2 separate regions of the Homo sapiens genome follow, and region 2 is linked to region 1. A link is a loop called in an ENCODE intact Hi-C map of the cell type or tissue named here. Cell type or tissue: breast epithelium. All regions are shown on one strand. Links, peaks and the distances in the headings refer to the core of each region. The heading gives the core; the rest is flanking DNA.

Region 1 (5,222 bases), core at 700-4,699:
TTATTGAAACTCCTTCTTCCAGTGAATTGCCTTTGCACCTGTGATAAAAAACAAATTGACTATATATATTCTAGACTCAATTCTGTTCCTTTGGTCTATGCATATATTCTTTCTCCAATATACACTGTCTTACAGTGGCTTTCTGATGTGTTTTGAAATCAAGTAATGTCAGTCTTCCAACCACATTCTTTTTTAAAAATTGTTTTTACTATACTGGCTTGTTTGCTTATTCATATAAATTTTAGAATTAGCTTGTCAGTTTCTACAAAAATATACTGCTAATATTTTGATTGGGGCTGCATTAAACCTATAGATCAATTTGGAGAGAACTGATATCTTAACATTATTGAGTCTTCTAATCCATGAAGTTTACCTCTAGATTTATTTAGGTCTTCTTTAATTTCTCTCATGAATATTTTGGGGTTTCAAGCATATAATCATGCACATATTTTATATTTAAAACTATTTCTTGGCTTTTATGCTATAAATTGTTATAAACTGTGTTGGAACTGTTTTTAATTTCAATTTCCAACTTTTCATTGCTATTATATACAAATAATTTTTAAATTTTTATTATGCATTTTTTGTTGTTGCATGGATTGTTCTGCAAACCTGAGTTAGTGCAAGTTGCTGGTGCTGTTCAGGTTTAGTATTTCCTTATTGATCTTCTGCCAACTTGTTCAATTGATTACTGAGACAGGAATGTTGAATTATCAAACTGTTATTATGGGTATGTCTATTTCTTCTCTCATTTATATCAGGTTTGCTTCTGGTATTTGAAGCTATGTTTTTAGGTGCCCATATATATAGGGGTTTTATGACATCTTTGTGAATTGACCTTTTTGTTACTATGTAATAGTCATCTTTATTCTTGGTAATATTCCTTATTCTGAAGTCTATTTTGTTTTATATCTAGATAGCCACTCTAGGTTTTAAAAAAATTGTATTTGCATGGCATATCTGTATCCATTATTTTATTCTTAATGTATATATGATATACATTTAAAGTGTACTTCTTGGCCAGGCATGGTGGCTCATGCCTGTAATCCCAACACTTTGGGAAGCTGAAGCAGGTGTAATGCTTGAGCTCAGCAGTTCGAGACCAGCCTGGGCAACACAGTGAGACCCTGTTTCTTTAAAAAAAAAAAAAAAAAAGTGCAAAAATTAGCCAGACCCAGCTACTTGGGAGGCTGAGGTGGGACTATCACTTGACCCCAGGAGGTTGAGGCTGCAGTGAGCCAAGATCCATGCCTCTGCACTCACATCTGGGCAACAGAGCAAGACTCTCTTTCAAAAAAAAAAAAACTGTATTTCTTATGGATAATACATACTTGGGTCTTGCTTTTTTGTCCTGTCAATCTCTTTAAATTGTTGTAGCTGGAGCATTTATATTTGATGTAATTATTGGTGTAGTCATTTAAATCTACCACCTTTCTAGATATTTTCTATTTATTCCATTTCTTCTTTGTTCCTTCTTCCTGTGCTTTTCCCAGGTGAGTCAGTGCTCCCATATCATTGCTCCCTGAAGGAGCTTGTCATTTCTTAGATTTATAGCTATTTGTTTGCCCTGTGAACTTAGTGTTCTGGGTTCAAGGAAAGTTATACTTTTGTCATTTATATGACACTTTCTTATTTTTAGGAAGGTATTAATGCTGTTTGTAGCTTTCTATGTCTTTGGTAGAAGTGGAACTCATCTTTATTCTTGAAGGCTATTTTTCTGGATATAGAATTCTGGGTAGATAGGTTTTTCATTTATTATTTTAAAACTGTTGTTCCATTGTCTTTTAGCCTCTGTTATTTCTGATGCAACCTTTGAGGTCCTTCAAATTATTATTCCCGGATATGGAATGTGTCATTTTTCTCTGGCTGCTTGGAAGACTGTCTTTTTATCTTTAGTTTTCAACAGTTTGACTGTAGTTTTTCTAAATATGCTGTTTATGTTTTAAATATTTTGCTTGAAATTCACTGAACTTCTTAAACTACAAAATTTATATCTTTAGCTAAAATTGAGGAATTTTCAGCCATTATTTCTTCTAGTCCATTCTCTCATTACTTTTCTCCAATATTAGATATTTTAGTATTTGTTTACAGGACTCTGAGGCTCTGATCATTTTTTAAAATAGGCCAGGCATGGTGGCTCATACCTGTAATCTCAGCGCTTTGAGAGGCCAACGCAGGAGGGTCACTTGAGCCCAGGAGTCTGCAACCAGCCTGGGCAACATAGTGAGACCCCATCTCTATTTAGAAAAAAACTATGTGTTAAAAAAGTTTTCCCTCTGTTCTTCAGAGTATATTATTTTTATTGGTCTATCTTCAAGTTCTCTGATTCTTTCTTTTATCATATCCATTCTGCATCTAAGCCATCCAGTGAATTTTTTATTTTACATATTTTATTTTTCTGTTTTAGAATTTCTATTAATTTCCTTTTTATAGTTTATGTCTCCCAACTAAGGTTTTCTATCTTTTCATTATTATATTTTCATTTCAGTCCTGAAGCATAATTATTTTTTAAATTCTTATCTTTTGATTACAACCTTGGTGTCATCTCAGAATTAGCCTCTGTTGATTTTCTTTTTCTTTAAAGCTGCTTCATGTTTATTTGTATCTTTATATGACAAGTAATTCTGGACTTTATGCTAGAAATTGTGATGGATATGTTGTAGAAACTCTGGATTCTATTATGCTTCTTCAAAGGAATATACATTATATATAAATAAATGTATAATGTATATAAAAATGTATATATTTTATATTATATATATATATATATATATTTTTAAGCAGAGACAGCTAACTAGGTTAAGCCCAAAGTGCAAGATGTGTCTCCCTGGCAATAGGTGGCAGCTCAATAGGTGGCAGTTATTTTAGCCTTAGCTGGGCTTCTTAGAGTCTGCCCTTCACTTGCATAATTCAACGGTCATCCAGAGATTAGTACATAGAAACATAGCTTATATGTAGAACTTAGGCTCACCCTTTCTGCCGCTCTTCTTTTCAAGATTCCAGTTCAGTTTCTAGCAGCTGTTATTGACCCAAACTCTTTCCCCAAGTAAGATTTCTATTCAGTTTCTAACCTTCCTACCCAGCTTTGGCTATGACTTGGTCTCAGGATAAAAGCATGAAAAAAAAAAAAAAAGTTAAACTAATCCCTTGCCTTCTGCTTCTTCTGAGTATCTAACCTCTCCAGTATTTGCCTGCTTTCGTTTCTTCTCCAATGCCTTCAAACAGTTATTTTGCTTCTTTCTAGAGTCTACAGTTATTATGTATGGAAAGGTTGGTAAGACAGAAGCTTATTTGGGAAGTGTGTTTGTAATTCAAACAGGTACATATCTCCTTAAACATCACTTGTGTTTTTCATGGAGTCTTTTCATCCTCGTTGTTGTTGTCGTTGTTAGGGTTTATTCATTTTAGTTTATATTATTTAAGATCAAGGACTGTTACTTTTTATGTTCAGTACCACTTTGACAATTGTATTATCTATCTATAGTGGAAGATGCTGGGAACTTGGTAAATATTTAAATGATGAATAATGAGTAAACTTGGCATAGGTTTTTCTTAGCTATACAGAACATATCCTTGTTGAGAAAAAGTATTCTGTGTAAGAAGACTTAATTAATAATTGCTATTTTTCATTAAAAATTGCCATTAGAACAGAAAAAAACACACTCAGATTTCTTAAAAAACAGAACCTCGCTTCTCTTTTAAAATAAAATTATAATTCCATGTATTTAACATTGACTTAAAATCTACTGGTGTCAAAGCACTTTGGAAAACACTATTTTTGTGTGAAAGGGGAGGATAATTAAAAAAGACAGAAATTCTAAGAACCCTTTTCTGAAAACAAAATTTGTTTAAAAAGACAGATAAGACATGCTCCCTGCCATCCAAGAATCTAAAATCAAGTTGGGGATACAGACAGAAGTAAATAACTTTAATATAAAGCAAAAAAATGTTAAGTGCTATATTGAGAATACAACAAACTATTATGTGAGAAGACATGGACACATAGAGGGAGGAACACACACTGGGGTCTATTGGAGGGTGGAGGGTGGGAGGAGGGAGAGGTTCAGGAAAAATAACTAATGGATACTAGGCTTAATGCCTGGGTGATGAAATAATGTGTACAACAAACCCCCATGGCACAAGTTTATCTATGTAACAAACCTGCACATGTACCCCTGAACTTAAAATAAATGTTAGAATAAAACTATCAACATCACAGTAAATAGAAAGCAATGCAATCAGTTCAGGATTCCAAAGAGTTTTTTGGTAAAGGTAGGATAGATACTGGCCTTAGGAAGAAGTAAAGAGCTTAATAGGTATATATGATAGGAAAATTCATCTTAGAAAAATTTGGAAAATTTTAGGCCATGTTTAGGAAAGAGTAGCATGGTTTAATGATAAGACCTAGGACTTTGAAATCACAAAAATATGTATGGCTATGTTCAACAATCTAAACTTCCCCAAACCTCAGTTTCATCATCAGAAAAATGGGAAAGTTGAGTAGAGTTCAAATTGTGGAGACTCTGAAAAGGCGGGTTAATAGAGGCCCATAGACTGTAGTCAGGGAAGCCTGCTAGTTGGCTATAGCAATAATAAAGTAAAAAGTATTGGCAATAGGACTGAATCCAAAAACAAAAGACTGTGTTTTCTGTTCCAAGCATAGACTGGAAAAAGATGAAAAAGCAGGAAAAAATATAAAGGATTTGGCCATTGATTCTATGGAGAAAGGAAAGAATGAAACTCAGGAAGTTTAATGGAAACAGCTAGAACCGATTTAATGAAACAACTCTGAAACTATTGTAAAGTAGATTATATACTATTATTTTATATGGTATATACACAGGATTCATTTTTTCTGATAGAAAGAGAATTATTTAAAATATATTTTGAAATAATCATAAACCATTTTAACTAGTAATAGGACTTGAAAGATGCTGCAAAAAGAAACAATTTTCAATGTTTGCTAATTTTTTCAATTAAAACTCAAAGACCTTTCTCCATAATTTTGCTTAACAGAATTTTTATATATATATATTTTTTTTTACTTTTCTTGTTCACTGAGGTCTTATTAACATATACTTCATGTTTTCCCATATATTACGTCTGTTTTATAGCAACAATCCACTCATTAACACCTCCTTAGTACTTCATTAAAATGTTTTATCCAAATATACTATTGGATTTTTTAATTTGTTTGTTTTGGATAGTGGGGAAATAGTCAC
Region 2 (5,222 bases), core at 649-4,648, 420 kb after region 1:
GCAAAAAATACATCAAAGAATGTGCTGCCGGGCGCAGTGGCTCATGCCTGTAATTCCAGCACTTTGCGAGGCCGAGGCAGGTGGATCACCTGAGGTCAGGAGTTCAAGACCAGCCTGACCAACATGGTGAAACCCTGTCTCTACCAAACATACAAAAATTAGCTGGGTGTGGTGGCGCACGCCTGTAATCCCAGCTACTCGGGAAGCTGAGGCAGGAGAATCGCTTGAACCCGGGAGGCAGAGGTTGCAATGAGCCGAGATTGCGCCATTGCACTCCAGGCTGGGCAACAAGAGGGAAAGTTCATCTCAGGAAAAAAAAAAAAAAAAAAAAAAACTCAGAGGTGTATTAAAAGTCATTGCTTGTACTTTGGGTGATGAAACAACATCGAGTGGTCCAGGGTGTCCAATCCCAATGGAGTCTTAGAGGAAGAGGGTACCTGGGCCTAACACAGTTTAGCTGTGGCCTGCAAGGGAGGCCCTTCCTGGCACTGAAATGTAGGACTGGATCTCCACTGTCAGCCATCACTGCCAGGTGCCATAGGCAGATCTGATGTTGGCAGCTGTGAGCAACAAGACACCTGGTTATTCGATCTTGGCACCAACACTCTCAATGGATTAACCCTGGGTAGAGGCCAGGGTGCCTTTTGAAGGCCACAGTAATCATCCAGGAGGAGTTGGTATCTATCTTGTCATATTTAAGAGGCAGCAGATACAAATGAGTCTCCACTTCACTTGTTTCACACACAGTCAGCTCTTTCATACATCATACCTCAAATTGCCTTTCATACTCTAAACCCAAACATCAGCTTTGGCACGGGGGTGCCTGCTGCTAGTCCACAGGTCAGTTTTGGCAGCAATCCTTTACGTATCTGGTCAATATTATATGTTTATAAAAATTGCATGTTTTGCCTCATTACTTCATAAAAATGAGTAGAAAATGGAAAACTGGATGATCTGATACCAGTGATTAAGAAAAAAAGCTATAAAGTTAATCCAATTTAGACACAGATAGAAACCATTAGGAGGAGGCAAGCAGGCATTCTAATCTCTATCCATCATTCATGGGACTTCAGCCAGTCATTCACGTGTTTAATTGCAACGTAAAGAACAAAATTAAGTTCAAAAGGCAACAAAGTACTATCAAGGACTGTTGGAAAGGACAATTGTAATTGAGGATTTTATAATATTTTTAGCTTTATGAGAACCGTTCAGTTGTCCCAACATTTTGAGAGGCATGTTTTGTAAGGAAACAGAGGCCTTCCTGTGCAGTCATCAGAGATTCAGTATCTCCGAGGTGAGAGTTTAAGCATCATCCTCAAGGTTTGAAAATGGGAAGGTCATTGACGTGGTTGTATAATTCTAAGTCAGGGAAGGCATCTGATAGCTGTTGTAAAGCGACTGGGTGCCTGGCCCATACCAGGGGCTTTTTCATCCGGCCTGGGCTGCCTTTCCTCTAGACTAGAACTCCCCTTAAAACCAGTGCTGAGGAGCCTGAGGGTGAGGATGGCCACAGCATTATACAGCTTTTCCATGTGGAAAAGAGCACCATGCCTAATAACACAGTCATGTGTTACTTAATGATGGTAATGCATTCTGAGAAAGGGGTTGTTAGGCAATTTTGTTGTTGTGGGAACATCATAGAGTATACAAACCTCAACAGCACAGCCTACTACACACCTAGGTTATATGGCATAGCCTGTTGCTCCCAGGCAACAAACCTGTACAGCACGTGACTGTACTGAGTACTGTAGGCAACTGGAACATGTTGTGGATCTAAACATACCTAAACATTGAAAAGGTACAGCCAAAAAATATGGTATAAAAGATAAAAATGGTATACTTGCATAGGGCACTTACCACGAATGGAGCTTACAGGGCTGGAAGTTGCTCTGGGTGAGTCAGTGAGTGAGTGGTGAGTGACTGTGAAGGCCTAGGACACTGCTGTGCACTACTGTAGACTTTACAAACACAGTACACTTAACACTAAATTTATTTTTAAACATTTCTTTCTCCAATAAGTTAACCTTAGCTTACTTTAACTTTTCTACTTTCTAAGCTTTTTAATTTTTTAACTTTTTGACTCTTTTGTAATAACACTTAGCTTAAAACACACGTTGTCCAGCTATACAAAAATATTTTCTTTCCTTATATCCTATAAGAAAACTTTTTTCTATTTTAAAATTAATTTTTTACTTTTTAAACTTTTTTGTTAAAAACTAAGACACAAACACACATTAGCTGGGCCTACACAGGGTCAGGATCATTAAGACATCACTAGATGACAGGAATTTTTCAGCTCCATTATAATCTTTTGGGACTCCCATCACGCATATGGTCCGTCGCGGACCAAAACATCCTTTATGTGGTGCATGACTATATCAGTAATATTAAGGCTACTACTAACAGTGATATTAATGGCAAACATTCACTGCATGTTAACTGTGTAGGATATAATAAATTCCTCTTCAAAGGGTTTAGCCTGTAAATTGTTAAGTACAATGAGTTCTGAGATCCTCTCCAAGGAACTAATGTATCAGTATGTTCAGCTCCCCTGTTCTTTGTCCTTCATTTTAAAGTTTAACTTCCTCATAGTTTCAGTAAACAACCTTTTCCACCAGTTTTAATCAGTAGTTCACATCTGTTCCCCTGGTCACCTGCTCCGTCCTGACTCATCCTGGTCACCCGCTTTTTTTTTTTTTTTTGAGACAGAGTCTCACTCTGTCGCCCAGGCTGGAGTGCAGTGGCCCCATCTCCGCTCACTGCAAACTCCGCCTCCCGGGTTCACACCATTCTCCTGCCTCAGCCTCCCAGGTAGCTAGGACTACAGGCGCCCGCTACCACGCCCAGCTAATTTTTTGTATTTTTAGTAGAGACGGGGTTTCACCATGTTAGCCAGGATCGCCTCCATCTCCTGACCTCGTGATCCACCTGCCTCGGCCTCCCAAAGTGTTGGGATTACAGGCGTGAGCCACTGTGCCCAGCCTGGTCACCTGCTTTCACCTGAGTCACCCTTGGTCACCTGCTCTGACCTAAGTCACCTTTAGTTACCTGTTCCCTAACCGTCTTTCCCGCTGAAGCTACTCACCCCATCACTCAGACTTGTACCCCTACTGTCTTTAAAATAGCCAATCGGAATTAGCTTAGACTGTGTGGTCCAACCCTAGCCAAGAGGGGAACGACACAGCAGTAGGGGCTACCTGCGTCAGGAATAAGAACCCCTTCCCCTACCTCGTTCAGGCATGCTCTCACCATTGCTCCATCCGCAAGTCGCACCCTTCTGTAGAAGTAAAAATTGCCTTGCTAAGAAAATTAAATTTATGTTTCAGTGCTATTTCTTTGGTGGCACCAAAAATTTATTTCTAACAACTGCATGCAAGACACTGCGCTAAGCATTTTCTATGGATTATCTTATTTAATCCTCACTAGAACCCTGTGAGGTAGAGTTTTTACAGCTGAGGAAGCTGAGGCTAAGAGAGCATAAGGAAATCCCACAGTGAGAGGTAGGAGGAGCTGGAATGTAAGTAGGTGTCCCCCGCACTCCATTCTGGAGGTGTCCACAGATGGCCCAGAGGGATGCACATGCCCTGGAGAAACGAAGATGGCTGGCCAGCAGGAGGATGGTCAGTTCCAGAGCCAGCCTGGGTAATAGGACAAGAGCATTTAGGTCAGACAGATAACACTTACCTCTGAGAACTGCTGGGAGAGTTCCCTCAGGTGCTGAGGGCCTGTCTCCTTCTTCCTGATACCCTCTTTCCAAGAGGCACCTCTCTCAATATTCCCCAGAGACAATGGAGGTGGGTGTGGGAGGGCTTGGCCACTCCCTAGCCATTTGTACTTTTCTCTTCTTCCCATCAGCTAACCTCCTTCTTCATCTTTAAAAGGTCTTCTCTTTCTCCTCTTTTTACCATCCTTTTTCCCCACCTAACTATGCCTTATACTGCCAACACTACCTAAAAGCAATGCTAAAGCTTATCCCTGTAAACCGAAAATAAAATTCTAAGCCCCACAACCAAATTGAATGGACCCGTCCTCTCAGCCAAGGGGATTTCAAAGAAACCTGAAAAACTAGTTCAGGCCATGATGGGAGGAGGGCGTTGAACATGCCTCATTATACTCTCCTCCCTTTGGCATATCGGGCACAACTGACCAGCATTAACATTAAAACAGAGATCTGAAGACAGTCAGAACAGACTGTAGCAATAAGATACTGAATCCCCACCTGACTCTAGTACAGCATCACATGACAGCAGGCCCTGAAAAAATTCAAAGTATTTTACCCCAATATATATTTATTTGACATAATCTGATATGGCCTGGCAAATATCTCTTTTGTGGGAAAAATTTACTGTCTATAGAGAATCCCCTTCCTTTTTCAGGTCTTCTTCTGATCCCGAAAAGACTGGCTGAGAGGCCAGCACCTTTTGAGGGTCTGAATAGGAAACACTTGCCATCTATTCCCTCTAAGGGCTGCCACCTATGAGACTTCATCTACATAATAAGAACCTTGATGTCCACAACCATTTATCTTAACCCAGACACTACTTTCTATTGATTCCAAGTCTTTAGATAATAGCATACCTCTCTCAAGCCAATCAGAAAATCTTTGAATCCACCTGTAAGCCCCCAACTTTGAGTTGTCCCACCTTTCTGGGCAGAACCAATGTGTACCTTACATGTATTGATTGATGATGTCTTATGTCTCCCTAAAAGGTATAAAACAAAGCTATAACCCAACCGCTTTGGACACAGGTTCTCAGGACCTCTAAGACTGTGTTATGAGTCATGGTCCTTACACCTCGCTCAGAATAAATCTCTTCAAATATTTTACAGAGTTTGGCTTCTTTGCCAATAGCCCTATGAAACATAGAGATGGCAGATATCTGATGGAGAGTCAAGAAGCAATTATTTGCAGCTGGATTTCTCTGATTATATTGCAGACTTGGGCTTGGCTCACCCAGACCTGCTGAGGATGTGGCCACACTAGTTCCAGGTGTGGACAGTTGGCAGCCTAGCAACAGCTACTCCCTGTCCCTATGGCCTCTGTGGATTTGCTGGCAGGCATCAGGCAACCATGATCTCCAGGAAAGATTCTACAAGATGAATCTTGATTTGCTCAAGCCAATCACGGTGATTCCTTAGGCAGAGTGATTGACTTAAGAACAGGTCTGTGCTGCAATCATGGCCAAAGAGTCATGAGAAGTCTACCAGAAGCTGAAGGGATA

Evidence for each region. Hi-C counts contacts between places; a loop is a spot of excess contacts. Peaks named below come from ENCODE experiments on the same cell type or tissue, not always from the same donor. Only the 100,000 strongest peaks of a DNase experiment are listed, where the experiment ranks them.
Region 2: it touches region 1 in a loop (29-fold over the local background); 12 of 110 quality-filtered maps call a loop at or near these places.

The regions. Positions count from the first base shown.
Region 1 is chr10:118,349,670-118,354,891 of GRCh38, forward strand. No RefSeq gene overlaps it. Among named protein-coding and RNA genes, the nearest start is that of LINC00867, 4.8 kb to the right of the region's middle. In breast epithelium, for the core only: no CTCF peak of the experiment used is centred there; no DNase peak of the experiment used is centred there.
Region 2 is chr10:118,766,828-118,772,049 of GRCh38, forward strand. No RefSeq gene overlaps it. Among named protein-coding and RNA genes, the nearest start is that of CACUL1, 14 kb to the left of the region's middle. In breast epithelium, for the core only: no CTCF peak of the experiment used is centred there; a DNase peak (open chromatin) is centred at 2,730; H3K27ac peaks cover 2,381 bases.